Linked DNA regions of Homo sapiens: region 2 is linked to region 1. The links are chromatin loops, found by intact Hi-C in ENCODE. Cell type or tissue: PC-9. All regions are shown on one strand. Region 1 overlaps SND1 (staphylococcal nuclease and tudor domain containing 1). Region 2 overlaps SND1 (staphylococcal nuclease and tudor domain containing 1).

Region 1 (4,000 bases):
AGGAGCTCCAAAAGGCTCTGTAATGCTGCTAACAGTCCTGCTCTTTTGGAGACAGGAAGACAGATCAGACAAACACCCGTGTGAACAGCTGGAAGAAGGAGCTGTAAACCAGAGGGACCATTCTCTCTCTACTCACTGAAAGTGCACTGCAGAAGAGCCAGTGGGGTAGAGAAGACACATGGGGGAGTGATGAATATTTTATTTGGAGAACTGAGGATCTCTTACAGCAGCAGGGATGATACACATATACCCTGCATCACTTGAGAGCTCCCTGTGGCCCCTTTTCTAATAGCTTTCTGCCGTCTCGCCCTCCAAAACAAAAACTGGTCCCAGCAGCACTCTCCACAGCCACTGCAGCTGGACAGGCCACCACTGAGAAGCTGTTTTCAGGGGTAACACCTTCCCTCTCTCCCGTCCCAAGGCTGTTACCAAACAGGCTGCGTGTTTTTCCCAGTTCATCCCACTCTTTCCAATCAGTGCTAATTGAACCACTTAACTCAAAGACAGTAACATTTGTCGTTTCAAACCATTAAGAAAAGTGACTAAATTGAGGCGTCATACATGAGGCCTGCTCTGGCATCACAGCACACTCACATGCAAACATGCCCACAAATGCCCACAAGGCACACTCAATGTGTAAACATGCACAACTAACAGAGCTTAAGGAGAAAGTCTGCAAAGCGTAGTCAGCAAATGTCAGCCTGTCTTTCTCAACAAGTTTTCCTGAATTGGAAAAAAAAAAAAAAAAGAAAAAAAATCACTGCCAGTTCCAATTCGGAGCCTGGAAATTGAGGCTGTGGTCTCAGGGTCTCCCAGAGCTTCTGCCTCTTGCATTCTCTGAAGTCCAGATAAGAACAAGGAAGAAGACAGTCGGGTGCGGTGGCTCATGCCTGTAATCCCAGCACTTTGGGAGGCTAAGACGGGTGGATCACGAGGTCAGGAGATCGAGACCAGCCTGGCCAACATGGTGAAACCCTGTCTCTACCAAAAATACAAAAATTAGCCGGGCATGATGGTGGGCGCCTGTAGTCCCAGCTACTCGGGAGGCTGAGGCAGGAGAATTGTTTGAACCCGGGAGGCCGAGGTTGCAGTGAGCCGAGATCACACCATTGCACTCTAGCCTGGGCAATAAGAGCGAAATTTCGTCTCAAAAAAAAAAAAAGATGCAGGTTCATAAACAATAAGTCATACAAAACTCATTTCCTTTGTAGGTGGGTCACTAGTCTGTAAAACAAGGAGTCTATCTTAAACCTGCCCAGGGACTGAATTATTTTAGCTGGGTCAATGACGGGGCACAAAATGGAAACCACAAACTAAGTTATACCCTTTTCAAAGATCTCTCAACTCTGATTATGTCTTAGTTTGCCGCTAATCTGTCTTTAGTATCTCTTTCACAAAAGAGGAGCAGAGCCTTACAGGCAAATAGGATTTAGCCAGAATTCACCAACACTGTTCTGTATTCTATGTGTTTATTTTTAAGATTTCCTTTCATTTATGGTAAGTGGTATTTTTCCATTTAATAAAGCTTCCTTTAAAAAAGAGATTTCAGAAAGAACAGAGTGATTTGAAGAAAAATATTAGTGAAATAATCAGTGGTACCTGGATTTGGCTAAAGCACAGGCATGGTATAAAAATATCTGAAGTTTGGAAGATCCTGCTGTAAATGGAGCTGGGCAATAGCAGGGAAGGGACCACTGAGTGGCACTTAGGCTGCCTGAGTCCACAGGCACTCACTGTGGAAAGGTCCACGGGTTGCCTGATCAACAGCCATTTCCACCTTCTCCCTGCTGGCAGGTGCCCATCCTTTTTTCTCGTATGTGACTCAGGAAAATGCTGACTGGTATAAGTCATTTTTTGTGCCATGGACCCCTCTGGCAGTTGAGGGTAGCCTATGGACCCCTTTAAATAATAATCTTTTTACATGCATGAAATATATAGGATTGCAAAGGAAACCAATTATAGTGAAAATTATGAAAATATTTATAAAAACCCATCAAAATCAGGATATAAGTACATGTATTTCTTTATCAACACACTAAGAGATCTAACATCAGCTCTAAAAACTACTATACTTTCAAAGAAGTGGTAAGAGTAAACAATATTCTGAAATTCCTACAATTACTGTAATATGATATGAATATATTCTTTATTTCTATTGGTGATGAATAGATAAATTAGTTTTACTTTGATTTGCTGCTTAATTCATATTCAAAGGAAATAGTTAGTCTTAGCAGTTAATACAAATAAAGACACACGCTAGGTGCTGTGGCTCATGCCTATAATCCCAGCACTTAACGGAGGCTGAGGTGGGAGGACTGCTTGAGGATGGAAGTTCTAAACCAGCATGGGAGGCAGGGCACAGTGGCTCACGTCTGTAATCCCAGCACTTTGGGAGGTCAAGGCGGGCAGATCACTTGAGGTTAGGAGTTTGAGACCAGCCTGGCCAACATGCTGACACCCCATGTCTACTAAAAATATAAAAATGAGCTGGGCTTGGTGGTGTATGCCTGTAATCCCAGCTACTTAGGAGGCTGAGGGAGGAGAATCACTTGAACCCGAGGTGGAGGTTGCAGTGAGGTGAGATCATGCCACTGCACTCTGGCCTGCGTGACGGAGTGAGACTCTGTCTCAAAAAAAAAAAAAAAAAACACAACAACAACCAAAAAAAAAACCCAAAAAAACAAAAAACCCCAAAAAACCCAGCATGGGCAACATAGCAGGATCCCATCTCTACAAAAAATAAAAACAATTAGCCTGGCATAGTGGCACCCATCTATAGTCCCAGCTAGGCAGGAGGCTGAGGTTGGGAGGATTGCTTTAGCTCAGGAGTTTGAGGCTCCAGTGAGCCATGATTGTGCCACTGCACTTCAGCCTGTTTGATAGAGCAAGACCCTGGCTTCAGGGAGAAAAATTTTCTGTATCCAAATTCATGGCTCCTCCAAATCCCTAGTCTCAGCCAATCATTGGGGTGGAGGAAAAGAGTTCCCTTTCCTGGTTTCACATAGTGGTTTAGGAGTGGATGTGTCATCCAGATCTGGATAATCAGTTGTAAAAGGAAGTCAGCTGAGATGCTTGTGGGGAAGGATTTTTTTCTTTTTAAACTTTTAAAAAGGCACAAAACAAGAAACTATGCTTCTCCTGCCTTTGTCGATTGGTGTATGAGCATGCAATGCCTAGAGCTATGGCAATCATCTTGCAGCCAAGAAAGGTACTTGTGGTCATGGGGAGAGAATGGCAGCATAGAAAGAGGGAAAAAACCAAGGTGCCTGATTCTGACCTGGGGACATATCTTAGTTAAACCAACCACCCCTCCCCTGGAGCTGTCCTACTTAGGGACTGACATTTTATGTGAGATGATAAATCTGATTATTTAAGCTGCTCCTATGTTCTAGTGCTGCAGCATAAAACACATATAGCCTAAAGTGACCCATGAGTCTTTACCACAGTTACATATGTCTTTTTCCACTTCCAGAAAATATTAGGTGGCTGAATCCCCCTAATATTTCTGCATCACAGGGTAGGAGTGGCATGGGTTGCTCTGTGCCCCAAACCCATCTCTGTCCTTTATTCCAGTCTCTCAGGCTCCTTGATGTAGAGCAGAAGAGCTGTCTAATAAGAACTGACAGGATGGAGGCCATAGGGACTGCTGATGACAGGAGAGAGCCCTCTTAGCAAAGGATGCCACCCAGAGGGCTGGAGCATGGCTTAGAACTCTATTCTGGGGGCAGCCACTGGGTGGGGTGGGGAGGAGGCACAGCCAGGGTCCATGGAAAACTGTTCTGGAAAAGAGGGAACAGGCAGCCCAGCACAGTTGTGAAGTCAAGAAACAGAAAGTTGGCGTTTTCAGGTTCTTAACTGGTTCTGATCCAAATATCTGGCCTGATAACTACTCCAATTCTTTACAAGAGCTCCTTTTGCTTTTTTCTCCCATCAGCTCGTATCTGCCTCTAGTTTCCACGCTATCTATGTGCAAGCTTCTCAATTCATAGCCATAAATCTG
Region 2 (4,000 bases), 63 kb after region 1:
ATGTGTTCACTTTTTCCTTTATTGGGCAGTGGGAGCTAAGGGAAGTGTGACAAATTGGCCTTAGCTGGAAGTATGTGACAGCTTCCCAGTGGCACTTATTCCACCACTAAGAGACCAGGCATTAGCTGAAGGAGACAAAACTCAAGTGGAAACAAAAAACAGTTTGAAGGATTAGTCAACGGTGTCTACTGCATGCCCGCTGTGTTCTCACTACTGCATCAGACATCACAGTGGCACAGGAGGCATGCAGAACCTGCCTTCTGTCCACGGGGTACACTGAAAAATCCACCAGCTCATCTAGCAGACCTCTACTCTCCATTGAACTAATGCTTGTCAATGTCTACTCTGGGCCAGGAAGATGAGGATTGTTGTGGAAGATGAGGATTCAATGATGAAAACACTTTGTGCTCATGAAGTTAGTTACCAGCTAGGAAAGATTATTTTACTCTACTATTGTAAAAGGTATGTTATTGGTGACTGGATTTGCCATTTGGCCTATATGTTGCATAATGTTAAGAAATAGTACATGGCCGGGCACAGTGGCTGAAGCCTGTAATCCCAGCACTCTGGGAGGCCAAGGCAGGCGGATCACTTGAGGTCAGGAGTTTGAGACCAGCCTGGCCAAGATGGTGAAACCCCGCCTCTACTAAAAATACAAAAATTGGCAGGGTGTGGTGGTGTGCGCCTGTAGGGCCAGCTACTCAGGAGGCTGAGGCAGGAGAACCACTTGAATTCCAGAAGTGGAGGTTGCAGTGAGCTGAGATTGTACCACTGCACTCTAGCCCGGGCTAGAAGTGCATGTATGGCTAGGAAGCTATTGGCAGAATGTAGTGGACAACTCAATCACGGGGCTTAACAGGACACATCCCTCACTAAGGAGACAGCCTCGGGCAGCTATGCTTTTTAGCACATGACCTCTGTTCTCTCCGCACACCACAAGCTGGGAATGGGAAGTCAGTGCAGAAGGTGGGGAATGGCAGAGAGGGAGGGAGTGGTGCTGTAGCAGCTTCAAGGGTAGCAAATGTGCAGTCAGGCCAGCAATAGGAAAAACAGCTCTATTCAAATAGAAATGGCAGATGCCAGGTGAACCAATAAGAGTCTCCTTCTGGAATTTGAACTGAGCAGTGTTTAAAACACAATCCCCGCAGGAGCCAGAGGAAGGAGGCAATAAGCAGAGGGGACGAACTGACATTAACACTGGAGATCTACAGTGAGGTCCCTGGAGCAGTCTCAGACTCAGAATCACCTCAGGTTCCAGGATCTGTGACACCTGACCCTACCTAGGCTCCTATTAGATTTTCATGGATATTCCTCTGCTCTCTCCCCTCACTGACACTGTAAGCCAATCTGTGAGGATCTGGTACTTTCAACCAAACTAAAACTAAAACTATAACAAAAACAGTGCATCTTAGGGCAGGCACTGTGTCATATTCAGATTTTAATCTTTCCAGCACTTAACATACTATGTAGCACACAGTGGCATTGGAGACGCTCAATAAATGTTGAATGAATATTAGTGAAAAATAGTTCTGAAAAACGTAAACACACAGAGAAAGAGATGGTTGATGAACTGTCAGGGCGCAGAGCTGAGATGAGGTTTAGTCTGACACACCTGGAGAACAGAGGTGTTTTATGCAAATACCAGGAAAGGGGCCAACAGAATCCATAACTACATACATCCCACTTTCCCATGGTTATATAACACTTCAAGGATTAAACAAAGTATAGCATAGCTACACCCTTTTACCCCACTGGTCTTTAAATTGGCACATTTAGAGAACGTGGTTTAACTACAGAGTTGAAGTGGTCAACACTGACCAGCTATGTCAGAGAGACCTGAGGCTGGAGCATAGCAGAAATGTTTAGCTTCTGACATGCCAAAGGAGGAAAACAATTCTCACTCATGACCTATGTTCAATTCTAGGAAAGTTATGTGGCCACATGGAAATGCAGAAAACTGGAGCACACTTAAAGAGAGCAGGGGAAAATGACTCAGGGGCGTGGAGACCTGCCTTTAAAGGGAAGATAAAAGGTGCTAAATTTGTACAGCTCAGCTAAGCGGTGACTAAGAGGGTGACAGGATAACAATCTGCAAATATTTGAAAGGTGTAAACACAAGAAAGGAGGGAGAATGCCTAGCCTGAAAACAGGGGGTGTAATTATTAGGGGAAATAAAATCTGGACGCCATATCGGAAAAACTTAGTGTGGGGATGACTACTGGGATATAAATAAGTTTCCCAATGGAAGGGAAAATGTTATTCAGTCTTAAAGCTGAAAGATGGTCACTAAGTCCACTCCTCTGCTTACAGTGAGGAGCCCAGGCCAGTGAATTGTGATTTCATTTTATATATTTAGGCAAATTAATAATATTCAATATTATTGAATATTGAATATTCAATACCTCTGCTTTAAATAATGCTCCCTGAAATTTCAACACAATTTTTGTTGATCAAACGATGGGGGAGACAAAATGGCAGTTTTGATGGAACTTTCACAACAAAACAGGGTTTATCTCCCTAGCCACATACCTAGCTAGCAGATAAAGGGGTGCTCAGTGCAGATGTAGGGGGTGGACAGTGGGGAGAGGAACAGGAGGCAAGAGTATCTCATCTAGTTTTCATCTTCCTTTCTAGTCTTTAAGACCCCAGGCAGGAATGCTGTAAAAGTTTTCCAGATAGGAAACTATGGACACCTCTCCTTTCTATAGACTGCACTTGGTCCCCTGGAGTCATTGTCAAGGACAAGACACAGAACACCAAAACAAGCTTCCTGTCCCACTGACTGCACTCCCATACCTCTGCCTGAGTACCTGCTGCTGCAGCTACTCGATTTATAATCCACAGGCTCCCAGCAGTTTTTTACCCCTAGACTCAATTAGTTCCATTTCTATACTTTCCCATACCACCCTTCTTCCCACCAAAAAACAAAACAAAATTGTAAAAAGCCCCACTACACATAGACTGTAAGATACTTAAACTCCGTATAAAGGCTGAGAAAAGCAACACTTTTAAGTTTGTCCAGGCCGATTTCAAAAATTCTTCAGCGCCAACAATATATAGACAGGTATTCCCTCCTTAAGTATCAAGAACAAAATCAAGAACTTTTAACCATCAACATGAAAGGTAGAGTCAGACAGACCATCTGCCTAATTTTAAGGAATGTAGTTATCACTTAAATAACATACAAAGCCAAATCAGTTCATGCCATTGCTTCTCAGACCTGTAATAGCTCATACACCAAAAACTTGTACTTCTTGCTCATAAGCTTTAAAGTAGAAAGAATTTGGATGGCTCAGGTTGCAAACGATGTCAATGAATCAGTTCACTATTGAAAACTGCACACCATCTCACTTAGGGCGTATATTTCCACATTCCTAAAATGGCCCAAAGAAAAAGGGAAATGGCAGACCAGTTGGTTCCCAAGAGTTCGTTCTTCATGATATGAGGCTACAGTTTGTACTAAAAGGTTTAGAAGTAAAACAAAGATTTTGCATTCTCTCAAATTCTTTATTCTCTCCCTTGTTCTCTAAACTCCTACTTTGTTACCTCAGGGGAGGTAGGATCTTGTGGACCAATTTTGGAACATGTCACTGCTAAAGCTCTTTCAATGATCAGAATAAAGGGATAAAAGAAGAATGAAGGGATCCTAATTAAAGGGATCAAATACCTAATTGTAGTCAGGGGAGTCAGAACTGGGCAGAAGCTGAGACTGAAGCTGTTTTTAGTCACAGCTCCAATTTTTTAGGATAGACTTTTATTAGGTTGTTCGGATTTTGTAATGTTTGATGCATTTGTTGAAAGACCAGGCACTGAAGTTAATTTGGAATTGGAACAAGAAAACCAAGTCTTCACAATGCAATGGAAACTGCAGCTCTCTTTGAAGAAAGGAAGGGGAAGAGAAGAGAAGCATCTACAGACAGGAAGTGCGGTGCTTGGCTGTTAAACATGCCTTAAGTTTCTGATACAAGTCATAATAGTTGTTCGCCTGTTAATGGTAGAT

The links. Hi-C counts contacts between places; a loop is a spot of excess contacts. Peaks named below come from ENCODE experiments on the same cell type or tissue, not always from the same donor. Only the 100,000 strongest peaks of a DNase experiment are listed, where the experiment ranks them.
Region 2: it touches region 1 in a loop (2.5-fold over the local background); 2 of 110 quality-filtered maps call a loop at or near these places.

The regions. Positions count from the first base shown.
Region 1 is chr7:128,045,014-128,049,013 of GRCh38, reverse strand. All of the region lies in intron 16 of SND1 (staphylococcal nuclease and tudor domain containing 1), which reads right to left. LOC124901743 (a long non-coding RNA gene) reads left to right here. Exons shown (of 2, transcript XR_007060515.1): 2 at 1-1,541. Among named protein-coding and RNA genes, the nearest start is that of LRRC4, 16 kb to the right of the region's middle. In PC-9, no CTCF peak of the experiment used is centred here; no DNase peak of the experiment used is centred here.
Region 2 is chr7:127,982,086-127,986,085 of GRCh38, reverse strand. The region is part of intron 15 of SND1 (staphylococcal nuclease and tudor domain containing 1); the gene reads right to left. Among named protein-coding and RNA genes, the nearest start is that of SND1-IT1, 13 kb to the left of the region's middle. In PC-9, no CTCF peak of the experiment used is centred here; a DNase peak (open chromatin) is centred at 2,025.